Linked DNA regions of Homo sapiens: region 1 is linked to region 2. A link is a loop called in an ENCODE intact Hi-C map of the cell type or tissue named here. Cell type or tissue: OCI-LY7. All regions are shown on one strand. Links, peaks and the distances in the headings refer to the core of each region. The heading gives the core; the rest is flanking DNA.

Evidence for each region. Hi-C counts contacts between places; a loop is a spot of excess contacts. Peaks named below come from ENCODE experiments on the same cell type or tissue, not always from the same donor. Only the 100,000 strongest peaks of a DNase experiment are listed, where the experiment ranks them.
Region 1: a loop joins it to region 2, with 1.9 times the contacts of the local background. A loop is called at or near these places in 6 of 110 quality-filtered maps.

Annotation. Positions count from the first base shown.
Region 1 is chr1:31,009,896-31,017,183 of GRCh38, reverse strand. All of the region lies in intron 3 of PUM1 (pumilio RNA binding family member 1), which reads left to right. Among named protein-coding and RNA genes, the nearest start is that of SNORD103C, 45 kb to the right of the region's middle. RefSeq lists an enhancer at 7,086-7,215. In OCI-LY7, for the core only: no CTCF peak of the experiment used is centred there; a DNase peak (open chromatin) is centred at 3,463.
Region 2 is chr1:30,958,202-30,965,489 of GRCh38, reverse strand. It overlaps PUM1 (pumilio RNA binding family member 1), which reads left to right. Exons shown (of 22, transcript NM_001020658.2): 14 at 580-816. Among named protein-coding and RNA genes, the nearest start is that of SNORD103C, 6.4 kb to the left of the region's middle. In OCI-LY7, for the core only: no CTCF peak of the experiment used is centred there; no DNase peak of the experiment used is centred there.

The DNA.
Region 1 (7,288 bases), core at 779-5,778, 52 kb before region 2:
TTTTTTTGTTTTTTCCAATAGTGGCTAATGCAGGCTGTGCATTTTAGGGTGTGTGCAAGTAGTACTTTTGGGCATCAGCAAGTACTTCAAATACTGAAATTTATTTTTTCAATAGTCAGAAAAGCAGTGTTGATTTCCCAGTTGTGGGAGAGAAGATCAGATTACCTCATCTTGTCCTATACTCTGCGATCTCCTTGATTTCATCCTTAGTGGAGGAAGTGTTATTTAAAGGCATTAGATACAGGTATCAACAGTGCTTATAAAAGGTGCTTAATAACCTGGGAAAACCTTTAAAAAATCTGTTAATTTATATACTGCATAATTATAATTATGCAACAGATTAAAGTTTGCTTTTTTTAAAAGCAGTATATTAGATTTCAGCCAAAAGAGGCATTTTGTTAAGACACCACCATGTCTATGGTAATCTGTTTTCAGTAGTAACCATTTGAAACAACAGGGTAAAAATTTTAAGCAGTAATTACTGCATGCCAGATTGTGATGATACCTAGTAGAGAAATATGAAGAAAATTATTGGAGATGTTGATTCTTAGACAGTTTTTTTGGTGATTTGAATTAAATTAATGAGAACACAAATTTTAACATTTAACATCTTTACATGTAAGTATTGAGTAACTGATTAAAGTGGATGCACTTCACTCTGCTTATATGTAGATTATTTTTAATACCATGAATATATACATATATATAAATGCAAAACGAGAATTTGGAAGATCTTATTCCTTCACTGAAAGAGAAGGTGAAAACTTAAAAATTCTTTGCTTTATATACTTATTTTTAATTAAAAAAACTGGCTTGTGATGGAACACTCAACATTTTTAACATTCCTTATTTAAGCAACAATTTTCAAAATGAGTTGGAAGTTTATTACAGGTTGGGTATCTCTTACCCAGAATACTTGGGGCCAGAAATGTTTTGGAATTTTTTGATGTTTGGAATATTTGCATAATAATTACTAGCTGAACAGCCCAATCTGGAAACGTGAAATCTGAAATGATCCAGTGAGCATTTCCTTTGACTGTCACATTGGCAATCAAAAAGTTTTGGATTTTAGAGCATTTCAAATTTTGCATTTTTTTGGATTAAGGATGCTAAGCCTGTATCAGCTTGCTTAAAAATATTTGAAATTTAGGACATGAGCTCTCTTCTTAAAATTGCTATTAACTTTTGCCCTTTTGAAATTGTATTGAAGTGGCCAGGCGCAGTGGCTTATGCCTGTAATCCCAGCACGTTGGGAGGCCGAGGCGGGTGGATCACCTGAGGTCAGGAGTTCAAGACCAGCCTGACCAACATGGAGAAACCCCATCTCTACTAAAAATACAAAATTAGCCAGGTATGGTGGCGCATGCCTGTAATCCCAGCTACTCCGGAGGCTGAGGCAGGAGAAATGCTTGAACCCAGGAGGCGGAGGTTGCGGTGAGCTGAGATCGCATCATTGCACTCCAGCCTGGGCAACAATAGAGAAACTCCATCTCAAAAAAAAAAAAAAGAAAAAAAAAGAAAAATAAATAAATTACATTGAAGTGGCTGGGCGTGATGGCTCACGTCTGTAATCCCAGCACTTTGGGAGGCCGAGGTGGGCAGATCACGAGATCAGGAGATCAAGACCATCCTGAGTAACATGGTGAAACCCCGTCTCTACTAAAAATATAAAAAATTAGTCAGGCGTGGTGGCAGGTGCCTGTATTCCCAGCTACTCGGGAAGCTGAGGCAGGAGAATGGCGTGAACCCAGGAGGTGGAGCTTGCAGTGAGCCGAGATCATGCCACTGCACTCCAGCCTGGGCAACAGAGCGAGACTCCGTCTCAAAAAAAAAAAAGAAAAAGAAAATGAAATTATGTTGAAGTGAAATGTATCTGCTTGAGAGATATGCCTTATTTATTTGCAGTGAATTTCAGACCACCATAATCTCAGTTTTATTTATTAGAGAATTAGTTGAAAATCATAACAAAAGTATATTTTGAATTAAGTAATCCACAATCCCAGTGCACTAACAAACACTCTTCTGCTTTTATTTTTCTTTCCAGTCTTGATCCAAAAGGGAAGAATGCATGAGGAGAAGCAGTCTTTACATGTACAATTTTGTATTTTACTTTTAAAATTTAATGTTATTTTATAAATATTACATGTAGTCATTATGGCTATTTTTGGTGAGCTTACATTGTTGTACTACAACTTGTTTGCTTGCTTATTTATTTATTTAAAGAGACAGGGTCTCACTATGTTGCACAGGCTAGTCTTGAATTCCTGGCCTCAAGTGATCCTTCTGCCTACCAATATGCTGGGATTATAGGTGTGGGCCACTGCACCAGGCCCACAGCTAATTTATTGTTGAATACTTAGTTTGCAGTTTGCTTTCAACTTTTTTTTTTTTTTCTGAGACACAGTCTTGCTCTGTCGCCCAGGCTGGAGTGCAGTGGTGCGATCTTGGCTCACTGTAACCTCCGCCTCCTGGGTTCAAGTGATTCTGCTACCTCAGCCTCCCGAGTAGCTGGGATTATAGGCGCCTGGCCACTACGCCTGGCTGATTTTTGTATTTTTAGTAGAGACAGGTTTTCACCATGTTGTCCAGGCTGGTCTTGAACTCCTGACCGCAAGCAATCCGCCCGCCTCAGCCTCCCAAAGTGCTGAGATTACAGGCCTACTTTCAACTTTTTTAATTCTTTTTTTTTTAATTTTAATGTTTAAAAATAGAGATTGGGTCTTGGCATGTTGCTCAGGCTGGTCTTGAACTCCTCAAGTGACCCTCCCACCTCAGCCTCCTAAAGTGCTGGGGTTACAAGCATGAGCCACTGCATCCAGCCTCGACTTTTTTTTATTTTTACAAGCACTTTGAATGTAGATTTTTTTTTTTTTTTTTTTTTTGGAGACTGGATCTTGCTCTGTTGCCCAGGCTAGAGTGCAGTGGCACAATCATGGCTCACTGCAGCCTTGACCTCCTGGGCTCAGGTGATCCTCCCACCTAGGTCAGCCTCCTGAATAGCTAGGACCACAGGCATGTGCTACCACACTTGGCTTTTTTAAGTTTTTGTAGAGATGGGCTGTCACATGTTTTCCAGGCTGGTCTTTAACTCCTAGACTCAAGCTATCCTCCTGCCTCACCTCCCAAAGTGCTGGGATTGCAGGAATCAGCCATCATACCTGGCTGTGACTTTTGATACGTATGTAGTTTCTGAGGCCCTTCCAAAAGAATTACGCTAACCAGGAATGAATGAACTTGGCTTTTCTTAAAGATATGTTTTAATAAGTTAAAGCTTTAAATAAAGCTTTAGTATAACTTAATATCAGTATAGTTCTTAGTATTTATAAAAGCACTTCATATACTATCTCACTTGATTTCACAACAACAGTCTGTGGTATGGAGAGACTACATAAGTTGTGAAAAATACAAAATTTTTACAAGTAAGACTACCACCTGTGATTATCAGTGGTTACCAATCAAACTTCCTCATTTCAGTTAGTTCTGAAAGGTCCTTTCTCTGAGTTGATGTCATCTTCTCTTAATGTACTGAGAGTGTGGTGAGATATATACTAAGAGATTAATAATTGTTTTGGTTGTTGGTCTGTCTTACCAGCTAGTTAAATATCAAGCATTTGTTTCCTGCATTGGCTGCATTCCAGTGAAACTAAGCTTGTGTTGTAAGTTAGAGATGCTAGATAATAACATGATCAAACTGATCACGTCTGCAGGGTTGTAACATCCATGTTAGTAGTATTTCTTAAGATGCTCAATTTCTGCTCTGAGAGATGCTCTGTGCAGCCTGTATTGAGTGTGTAAGCAGTTACCTAATATTTTATTCCTTTTGAGTACAGAGTAGTTGCTGGAGAGCCCTTTTACTGTTGAGATCATCAGTAAACCTCATTGATAAATCCCTATTCAAATATTAGTGGCGGTATGGTCAAACAAGTCCAGGCAATAATTGTCTTGCCTCTGCAGTTCCTGAAAAGCCGTAATCATGGTTCTTGTAGTGTTGTTTTGTTGGGGTAGTTAATGTAATGAGGTTTGTACTGACATGGCCTAGGTGATGCCATGATCACTGTGTCTGATAGTTTGACATAGGAGCATTTCATTGACAAATCATTAGTATTGTGATGTCTATTGGCTGCTACTTTGCTCTTTTAAAGAAGGATAGTAGCTGATTTTTTGTTTACTGTTTCAGCATTGTATTATGTCATTACATGTGTTATCTCTTTCATTGTACACAATAGGTCATTTTATAGGTGAGAAAAAGCAGAAGAGGATAAAATTCACACAGCTGGGATTTAAAACTAGTTTAAAATAAAGTGATTTCAGAGCATTCATGGGTCTTTATCACTGTTCTTAAAATAAGAAGCTTAGAGTTTCTTGATATTCTCCACTTTTTATTGTCTTAATCCATGTTTTAAGGGTTCTTGGTGTAGGGGTTTATGACATGATTGATTGTTAAGTGTTAAGTGTGGTTTTGCGTATTGTTCTTTTTTGTTAGATGGAAAGGAAAAAAGGTGTTTCCAGACAAATTTAAAAGAAGTGTCTCAAGTGGCTGACATTGCTTGTAAACCAGTGCTTGACTTCTATTTTGTTTTCCAGAAGCCTCATAGATAAGCTTACTGAATTTTTTTTTTTTTTTTTTTTTTACTTTTCATAAGTTTTTTTATTTTATAAACTTACGATTCAGGGTGGGATAAACAGTGTACGTGTGTGTGTTTCTCCCAGAGATTTGAGAGCACACACTATTGGTGGGGCAGTTAGGAATTCCACTTAATGTTTCATTACAAGAAAGAGTACAAGGTCTATTTATTTTATTGCTGGGGATGATAGGACTCCCCAAGTCATGGTTCTCAGTTTGTAGATCTTGAAATGGACTGTTATTACTAATTCAGATGACTGGGTTGCGATATTGACCCCACACTAACCAGAACAACAAGAGGCTAATGTATGAAAACCAAAATGCAGTCTGCTGATTTTTTTTTTTTAAGGAAAAAAAACAACTCTTAGATGGACAAGGATGGTTGTGTTTGGTGATTGGCATGGTTGGCTATAGGAGGAAGCCAGTTCTTTAAGAAGGTGGCTTGGTAAGCAGAGTTGGAGCCAGGGAGATTACTTGGGTGTTTTTAGTGTCCAGTGTAATTAAGCTACTATCTAACCAGATGCATTAATTGCTTTGATAAGAATAGGCTTCTTTGTGCATCATATGCCCTGCCCTTAAATGTGTCACCTGGATAATACTGGCTACATCTGATTCCTTGGGTCTCTTTTGCTTTTGTTGGACCAATTCCTAATTCCTGTTATCTTCTTTTGGAATTGTCACATCATTTAATCCTCTTACTGCTAAGTTATTCTTTAAAACAAACTCTACATCTCTCTTGTGATCTGTTACTTTTCGCCTTGTCAAAAAAACTAGTCTTTATTTCCAGATTCTTGATGGGGTGGATAGGAACTATCTTTTCATAGGTTGGATGCATTTACATTTTTGGTTATTGTGTGTTAAGTGAAGATTTGGCAACTGCTGGTATTTATGCCAGTGGGTTGGCAAACTAGGATATTTTACCCAACGCTGTGGATGATGTTACCTCCAGAGAGCTTACTGTTGAATTTGAAATTGTACTTGGATAACACATTATCATTTGGTTTTATAATTCAGTAGTTTCTAACTCCTTTTAATATGATCAGATTTGAACAGTTAGGTATCTTTTAGCTGACTGTTGAATATAAGTGATTGCTACTAATTCTCAGTAAGCTCAACATGTCTAAATTGATTTGATTTTGCCGAGTTAAAAAAGCCAGTCTTTTACTTTTTTTCAATTGAAAAGGATTTTAGTTTCATCACTTACATTTAAATATTAGAAATGGAACAAGAAGTGTTTCTTGAAAACAGACTCCTAAAGAAGTGTTTCAAATATACAAAAATACTTCCACATATTCACAACAGTGTTATTGCTGCTTAACAAATCACCCTAAAATTTAGTGGCTTAAAACAGCACAGTGTGTGTGTGTGTGTGTGTGTGTGTGTGTGTGTGTGTGTATTTTAAGAGATAGGGTCTCACTCTGTTGCCCAGGCAGGAGTGCAGTAGTGTAATCGTAGCTCACTGCAGCTTCAAACCTCTGGGCTCAAGGAGTCTTCCCACCTCAGCCTCCTGAGTAGCTGGGACTGCAGGGGTGTGCCACCACTCCGGACTGATTTTTAAAAAGTCTTTTGTAAAGCTAGAGTCTCGCTATGTTGGTTGCTAAGTCTGATCTTAGACTCCTGGCCTCACCCTTAGAAAGCACTGGGATTACAGGTGTAAGCCACCACGCCCTGCCTAAAACAAGACAGTTGTTTAAGCCTCATAGTTGCTATAGGTTAGGAACCTAGGCATGACTTTCCTGAGTCATCTGCTTCAGGGTCCTTCACAAGCTGCAGTCATGATTTCAACTTTGGCTGCATTCATCTCAAAGCTTGCTTGGAGAAAGGTCTGTCTCAAACTTGCTTGGAGAAAGGTCTGTTTCCAAACTCACTCATGTGGTATCAACCATCAGAATCCATTCTTTGCTGGTTGTTGGACGGAGGATCTCAGTTCTTAATTGTGTGTAAATGACCCAGGGCAGAGGCAGAGTTCAGTGGGAAGCTGCGGAGCAACAGCTTTGTATATGTAGCTGTTGTCCAGAGATGTCTCTCTCTTGGCTTCATGTGGCGTCTGTATAGGGCAGCTCACAACATAGCAGCAGTCATCATCAGAGTAAGCAATCAGGACAATAGATAGAAGAGGACAAGCAAGATGGAAATCACAGCTTTTGTAACATCTTGAAAGGAACATCCCATGACTTGTCTTATGTTATTTCTTAGAGGCATGTCATAGGTCTAGCCCACAGTCAGGGGAAGGGGATTACTCAGGGTATGAGTACTTGTAAGTGAAGATCATTAAGAGTCATTTCAGATGCTGCTAACCACAGCAGTTGAGTATAGACGCATATGTTTTGGAGGAAAGGGAGAAAGACTGAGTAAGATTCAGAGACTTTTAAGAGCTTTGCTAATTTTGCTTCTGTCTTTGCCCAAGCACCTTGGTTCAGTCTTTTGCTTTCTTTTTTTTTTGCCATAGTGGCAAAAACCACACTTTTGCACCAACCTAATAGCACTTTGCTTCATGTTTGCTGTATTGTTGTTTCCTTTTGAGAGAATTTACCCTGAAAATAGCCTCGCTTATGTGTTCACCTGCTTCTCCTGGCTTTGCACATTATGACAGCCTGGTATACTATCATGAAAGGTGACAGGATCCCAGAACTGATTTTTGAAGCCTTGAGCTGAAAGGCTGCT
Region 2 (7,288 bases), core at 656-5,655:
AAAAAGCAGGAGTGTAGTATGGTGAATAATGGGATAATTGCAGAGATTATAAAAAACAAACAAACAAAAGTGATCCCTAAATAGAAGGGCATGTGTGAAAGAAAGTATCTTAATTGGAATTGAGGGCAGCATTAACTCTCGATTGAACCCACTGAGAAAACAGGCTTTCATATAGAAGTCTTGTGTAGTGGGGCAGTACCCCATTTACAAATCTTTTTTCTGTATCCCATTTTTCTACTTGAACCTTTTCAATTGATGAAAGGCATTCTTCTAGTCCATTTTCTTCCACCTTTTCCATAGTTCATGTGGCCGTCAGAGCTTTTTAACCCTCCCTTATCCTATAATATACGACACCATAGGAAGGTAAATTTGGCATATGTTTGATGGTCATGTTAACCTGAGCCATGTCCTCTTTATTACTTATCTGCCCCTAGTACTGCTACATTAACAGTTAGGCTGTCTCTGCTGACAAATTTGCGGTGGTAAGGAGTCTGGATCAAAGTGTTAGGAACAGGTCACTGGGCTTGTTCTTCGAAGAACAGGCCTGTTCTTATCTGCATTGTTTTAATTCCATTTTAGTTGCAAACTCCAACACTGGCAGTGGCTCCCGCCGTGACTCCCTGACTGGCAGCAGTGACCTTTATAAGAGGACATCGAGCAGCTTGACCCCCATTGGACACAGTTTTTATAACGGCCTTAGCTTTTCCTCCTCTCCTGGACCCGTGGGCATGCCTCTCCCTAGTCAGGGACCAGGACATTCACAGACACCACCTCCTTCCCTCTCTTCACATGGATCCTCTTCAAGCTTAAACCTGGGTAAGAACCATTACTCTAACACCACCTTGAACTCTAGAACTCTCTTGCCACCGATGACATTACAAGAACTTTGCATAAGCAAAGGACAGTCCCTTTATACTAGAAGTGTCCTGGGTGTTCTGTGCCTTCCGTAAATACCTCATGTTATTCAGGCTGTACCTATAGATAGTATAGCAGTTTTGGCTTTATTATAGTTTGGGTACATTCCCTGTATATTCAGTTAGCTTTAGTATGAACATTTTATTCTTTGGCTACCTGTGAGAGTATTTCAATGTAAACAATATAAACACAGGTTCATTTCAGTGAAGCTAGGAAACACAGAGACAGAATTTAATCACCTAGTATCACCACCTGAAATACCACCACAATTAATATTTTGCCTTATTTCCTTTCAAAATTTCCCCTCTGCTATATGTACATATAATATCTTGCTTTTTCACAAAAAGCATTTTATTTTTAAAATTTTGCCATATTTTAAAATATTTGTAAATATAAACTCTCAAACCATATAGTATGTTAATGAGGAGATGTATATTTCCCTATTAAATATTTAGATTGTTTTATGCATGGGATTTTAAAATATTACCATCTAGATTCTAGAAAATAGGGAGAGAAAAAGAGGATCCCAAGCAGCAGGCTATAAGAATGAAAAGAAAATTATATTACCTTTTTTTTGGTGGCAAATCTCTAAATCTTTCAGGACATGGGAGATGTTTTCTTATCTCAAGCATGGTGCATACTCCTCTCCCGCAGTTATGTATTAAGTTTAAAGTACTGATTTATTTGCTAGATGGGGAAAATTGAATGCTAGATGTAGAGTCACCATATAATGTATCATGCAAACCAGAACACTTTTGTGAGTGGAAGGGGGTGCTATGAATAATTACTTGGTGATGATAGGCCTAAATCAGGACTGTCCTGGGCAAATCAGCACATGTGGCCACTTTACCAAGAAGATTCTGTTCTTAACCAGCAAGATTAAAAGTGGCTTCATGGACTCAGAAGTGAGAACTTGACTAAAAACAAACAGGATGCCTTCGTTTGGATAGGCAGACTAGAAAGTGATTTATAAGATTCAAGAGAAGTCTGAAGTGGGTAGGGTAATAGACTTATTATTCTAGACCTAGGAGTGATAGCTTTGAGTTTGAAAGAGGCGAGTTTCAAGTCAAAACTATGTTTATATATACACATTGGCATGTGTGTGCGTATCCTGAAGTTTTATACAGTAAGAACTTTAGTTGTAGAACTCATTTTCTCAGGTTATATATGAACATCACTTTATAAAAGTTACTGTGACATTCCTGATTAGTAGGTCCATAATAGGTAGACAGGGGGATGGGGTACATTGCACAACAGTGTTTCCTAGTGACACAATGCCTGGCTTTAAACACTGGGGGTTAATGCAGAATCTGGAGAGAGCTGTCAAACTCCCAGTTTGATACGTGGCTAGAAGGAAGGAAGTAATGTTCACTGACCTGGCATTTACCTGCTGGTGTTAATGGTTTTGGGTCCTGTACATACAACACTGGAAGGTATAGGTATTATTTCGTGTCTCAGGACTTAAATATCTTGCCTAGCCTGTGTCATCTCAGATTTGAACAGATTTAGAATCAAGCCTTTTCGACTCCAAAGCATGCAGTTTCAGTGTATATCCTGTTACATGATGTACTCAGGATATCTTGAACCAGTCCATTACCAAATCCAGAAATATGTATCTTTTAATTTCTTGGTTTAAAAACATGTGAACTATGTCATCCCATACTACATACTAAATAAACTGAACCTGCTAAGTTTTTTTTTCATAAAGAGCCAGATAGTAAATGTTTTAGGTTTTATAGGCCAGATGGTGTCTGTAGTGAATATTTAACTCTGCTGTTGAAGTGTGAAAGCAACCACAGACAAAATGTAAATGAGTGAATACGTAGCTATCTTCTAATAAAACCTTATTTATAAAAATAGATGGGCCAGGCATGATGGCTCACATCTGTAATCCCAGCACTTTGGGAGGCCGAGGTGGGCAGATCACTTGAGGTCAGGAGTTCAAGACCAGTCTGGCCAACATAGTGAAGCCCCGCCTCTACCAAAAAATACAAAAATTAGCCAGGCATGGTGGCGTGTGCCTGTAGTCCCAGCTGCTTGGGAGGCTGAGGTGGGAGAATTGCTTGAACCTGGGAGACAGGCTGCAGTGAGCTGAGATCGTGCCACTGCGCTCCAGCCTGAGCAACAGAGTAAGACCCTGTCTCAAAACAAAATAAGATAAAATAAAATAAAAAGCTGTGGTTCCTTGGTGCGTGGAAATGGAGCCAGAAATACTACTTTCATGCATGATACCTTTCCTCTTTCTAAAGCATCAGCAATTTAATGTAATACTACCTCTTAATTTTTGTTTTCCCTGTGAAGAAGGAAATAACTATTAGTGTGAGTTATTTCTTGTCAAATGACTTGTTGCCTGCCTAGTTTTATGTTTAACATAACTTCTCTTTGGAAACATTCACCTTGTTCAAGCAGTTTTTTAGTGTACATTTGCACTGGACTTCTGTTGTGTGTAGTGCATGTTTCGTACATGCCATTCCTGAGGAACTCTTTGTCTCAGTACAGCTTTGCCTCAGCTCAGTCTGTTTCCTCGAGAAAGTAGAGGTGTGCTACTTGGTTTCTAACAATCTCCATACAAAGGCCTTAAAGACATTTTAGTATAAGAAACATAACATTTCTTTCTGGCCCACACCTAATATAGCTTCTGTTGTTAATACTACTTCACTGCTGCCACCAGCCATCAGCAGTGATGAGCAGCCATACTAAGCATTTTATATTCATTGTGTTGAATACTCAAAAGAACCCTTCACCCCTTAAAATTCAGCGTGGCTTAATTAATATTGCTAATGATATCGACCACAAAACTAGTGTTTGAATGCGCACATCAGCCTATATCTCGTGTGGATCTTTTCCCCATCTTGTCTTTTTTACACTTTGTCCCAGGAGGCAGATATGTGTTAGTATCTTTTAACAAAATCAGTGACCTGTTTAGTAATTTTTCCTATTATTTTTTTAAAAATCACTTATTGAGTGGCATGGTTTTTCATTACTGATTGTTTAAAGTTCAGACTAAAAACAAACCTTTTTGAGTTCTATTCCCCCCCGTTTTTATTGTTTGGGACAGGGTCTTGCTCTGTTGCCCAGACTGGAATGCAGTGGTGCTATCATAGCTCACTGTAACCTCAAACTCCTGGGCTCAAAGGATCTTTCCACCCCAGCTTCCCAAGTAGCTGGTACTGTAAGCACACACCACCACACCCAGCTAATTAAAATAATTTTTTTTTTTTTTTTTTTGTAGAAACTAAGTCTTGCTATGTTGGTCAGGGTGGTCTCGAACTCCGGGCCTCCAGTGATCCTCTTGCCTTGGCCTCTCAAAGCACTAGGATTACAGATGTGAGCTACTATTCCTGGCTCCTTTTTTTCTTTATTTTATTTTATTTATTTTTTTGAGATAGAGTTTCACTCTGTGGCCCTGGTTGGAATGCAGTGGCGTGATCTCGGCCCACTCCAACTTCTGCCTCCCGGTTCAAGTGATTCTCCTGCCTCAGCCTCCCAAGTAGCTGGGATTACAGGCACGTGCCACCATGCCCAGCTAATTTTTTATTTTTAGTAGAGATGGTGTTTTACCATGTTGGCCAGGCTGGTCCCTTTTTTTTTTCATTTTTAAAATGTTGTCTTTTAAAATGCACTAGTTTTTTATTTTGATGAGGTCCAGTTTATCTTGGTTTTGGAATAGTATCGAAGAAATCTTTGCCTAACTCAAACTCTTGGGGGAATATTTTCTCATGTTTTGCTCTAAAAAAATTTATTGTTTTATCTCTTAAATATAAGTCTGTGATCCATTTTGAGTTAATTTTGGGTGTCAGGTCAGGGTTCATCTTTTTGCACATGCATTTCTAGTTGTCCTAGCACCATTTTCCTTTGTAATTTTGGTGTGCAGGTCTTGCACTGCTTCTGTTAAATTTATTCCTAACTGGATATATTTTTGATGCTATTACAAATAGAATTATGTTCCGGTTTTATCTTTTGATAGACTATTGCTTGCTTATGGAAATACAATTGGTTTTTGTATATTGATCTTATATACTGTGGCCTCGCTGTAGTTGTTTATTAGTAGTTCTAATGGTTTTTGGGTGGATTCTGTAGGATTTTCTACATATAAGATCATATCATCTTAAGAATAAAAGCCATTTCCCAATCTGGATGACTTTTCTTTTTCTTGTCTGATTGCACTGTGTAGAACCTCCAGGACAGATTGAGAATCCCAAGTCAAAAATCTGAAATGCTGCAAAACCCAAAACATTTTTGAGCATCAACAAAGTCTTTGTTGAAAGTTAACAAAGCTCAAAGGAAATGCTCATTGGAGCATTTAGAATTTTTGATTTTCATATTAGGATGCTCAGCTGGTAGATATAATTCACGTATTCCAAAATCTGAAAGACTTTGAAATCTGAAACACTTCTGGTCCCAAGTACTTTGGATAAAGGGTACTCAACCTGGACTGTGTTAAATGGAAGAAATAAGAGCACACATCTTTCCCTTGTTCCTGATCTTGGCAGGGGGTGGAGGTAAAGTGTTTGTCTTTTACCATTAAGCATAATCACAGTTGGTTTTTAGTAGATGCCCTTTATTAGGTTGAGAAAGTTTCCTTCTAGCCTAAGTTTATTGAGAGTTTTTGTTGCAAATGGGTTTTAGTTTTTGTCAAGTGTTTTTTATGCCCTTTTTTTTTTTTTTGAGCTGGAGTCTTGGTCTGTCTCCCAGGGTGGAGTGCAATGGTGCAATCTCGGCTCACTGCAACCTCTGCCCCCTGGGTTCACACCATTCTCCTGCCTCAGCTTCCCAAGTAGCTGGGACTATAGGCGCCCACCACCACGCCCGGCTAATTTTTTGTATTTTTTGTAGAGATGGGGTTTCACAGTGTCAGCCAGGATGGTCTCGATCTCCTGACCTCATGATCTGCCTGCCTTGGCCTCCCAAAGTGTTGGGATTACAGGTGTGAGCCATCTCGCCCGGCCATTTTTTCTGCATTAATTGACGATCATGTGGCTTTTATCCTGTATTCCGTGAATGTGGTATGTTACATTAATTGATTTTCAGATATTAATCCAATCCTGCATTCCAGATATACATCTTAACTGACCATCATGTGGCTTTTATCTTGTATTCTGTGAATGTGGTATGTTACATTAATTGATTTTCAGATATTAATCCAACTGCATTCCAGATATACATCTTACTTTGGTCATGTTCGATTTGGTGTGTTTGTATTTTTGTTGAGGATTTTTGAATCTGTATTAATGAAGGATGTGTGTTTTTCTTTCTCGTGAGGTGTGTGTTGTGGCTTGGTGTCAGGGTGATACTGACCTCATAGCATGAAATTCGAAGTGTACCATCCCTCTCTGTTTTCTGGAAGAGTTTGTGGAGTACTAGCATTATTTCTTTAAACATTTGATAAACTTGACCAGGTAAGCCAGTCTTAGCCTGGGCATTTATTTGTAGTAAGATTTTTACTTAACCCATTTCTTTACATCTTATAGGTCTTATAGGTTCAGATTTTTATTTCTTCTTGAGTCAGTTTTGATAATTTGTGACCTTCTAGGAATTTGTCCATTTCATCTAAAATGCCAAATTTGTTAGCATAAAATGTACTATTTTAATAAGTGAAATCTCTCTCTCAATCTTCCTCTCCCATCTTCCCCATACATGCATATATACCCATGAATGTGTACATATAAAATATGTTGTGACCCTGAACAAGGCAGATGTTGCAAGTATTTATTTTGTTTGACTTATGTGTTACATGTCTCAATTTAACAGTATTATTAATCATAGTTAATAAATATGAATTTTCTTAACAACTAGATCTGTAACTCTCATTTGTGGTTTATATGTGGGTTACATAGAAAACCTTAAACTCTCACCTATAACTGAAACATCCATGTCTAGTAAATTCTACTTCCCATCTCAAAGAGAAAAAAAGTAAGGGATGTGGATATGAGTGTCCCCAAAGACTGACTGTAATGGTTTCATGCCCTGCCTACCCATGGATCTCTTTATCCTACTCCCCCGCCCTTTCTCACCCCTCATTTCTTAGAATGCTTCTCCATGCTTACAGTTTTTTGCACAATCCCCTGGCTGTATCATTTAAAAACTCTTAAACATCAAGAGGTAGCAGGTACAGTTTTTTGTTGACGACACCCAGGCTTTTCATTTGCCCTGGAAGAAAAGTGTTGTGGTTGTTCATTACTTCAGAAATGAAATATATAATAGTAAAAATGAGCTCAAAAGTTCATAAGCTGTCTAGGGCAAAAAAATGAAAGCATTTATAACTAAATTTCAATTTAGTTCTAAACTTAGTTCTAAACTAAAAAGCATTTAGTTTTATTATTGTGATAGAAGTATTATCTTCTCAAAATGTATTCTTTCTGTCCTTTATCTT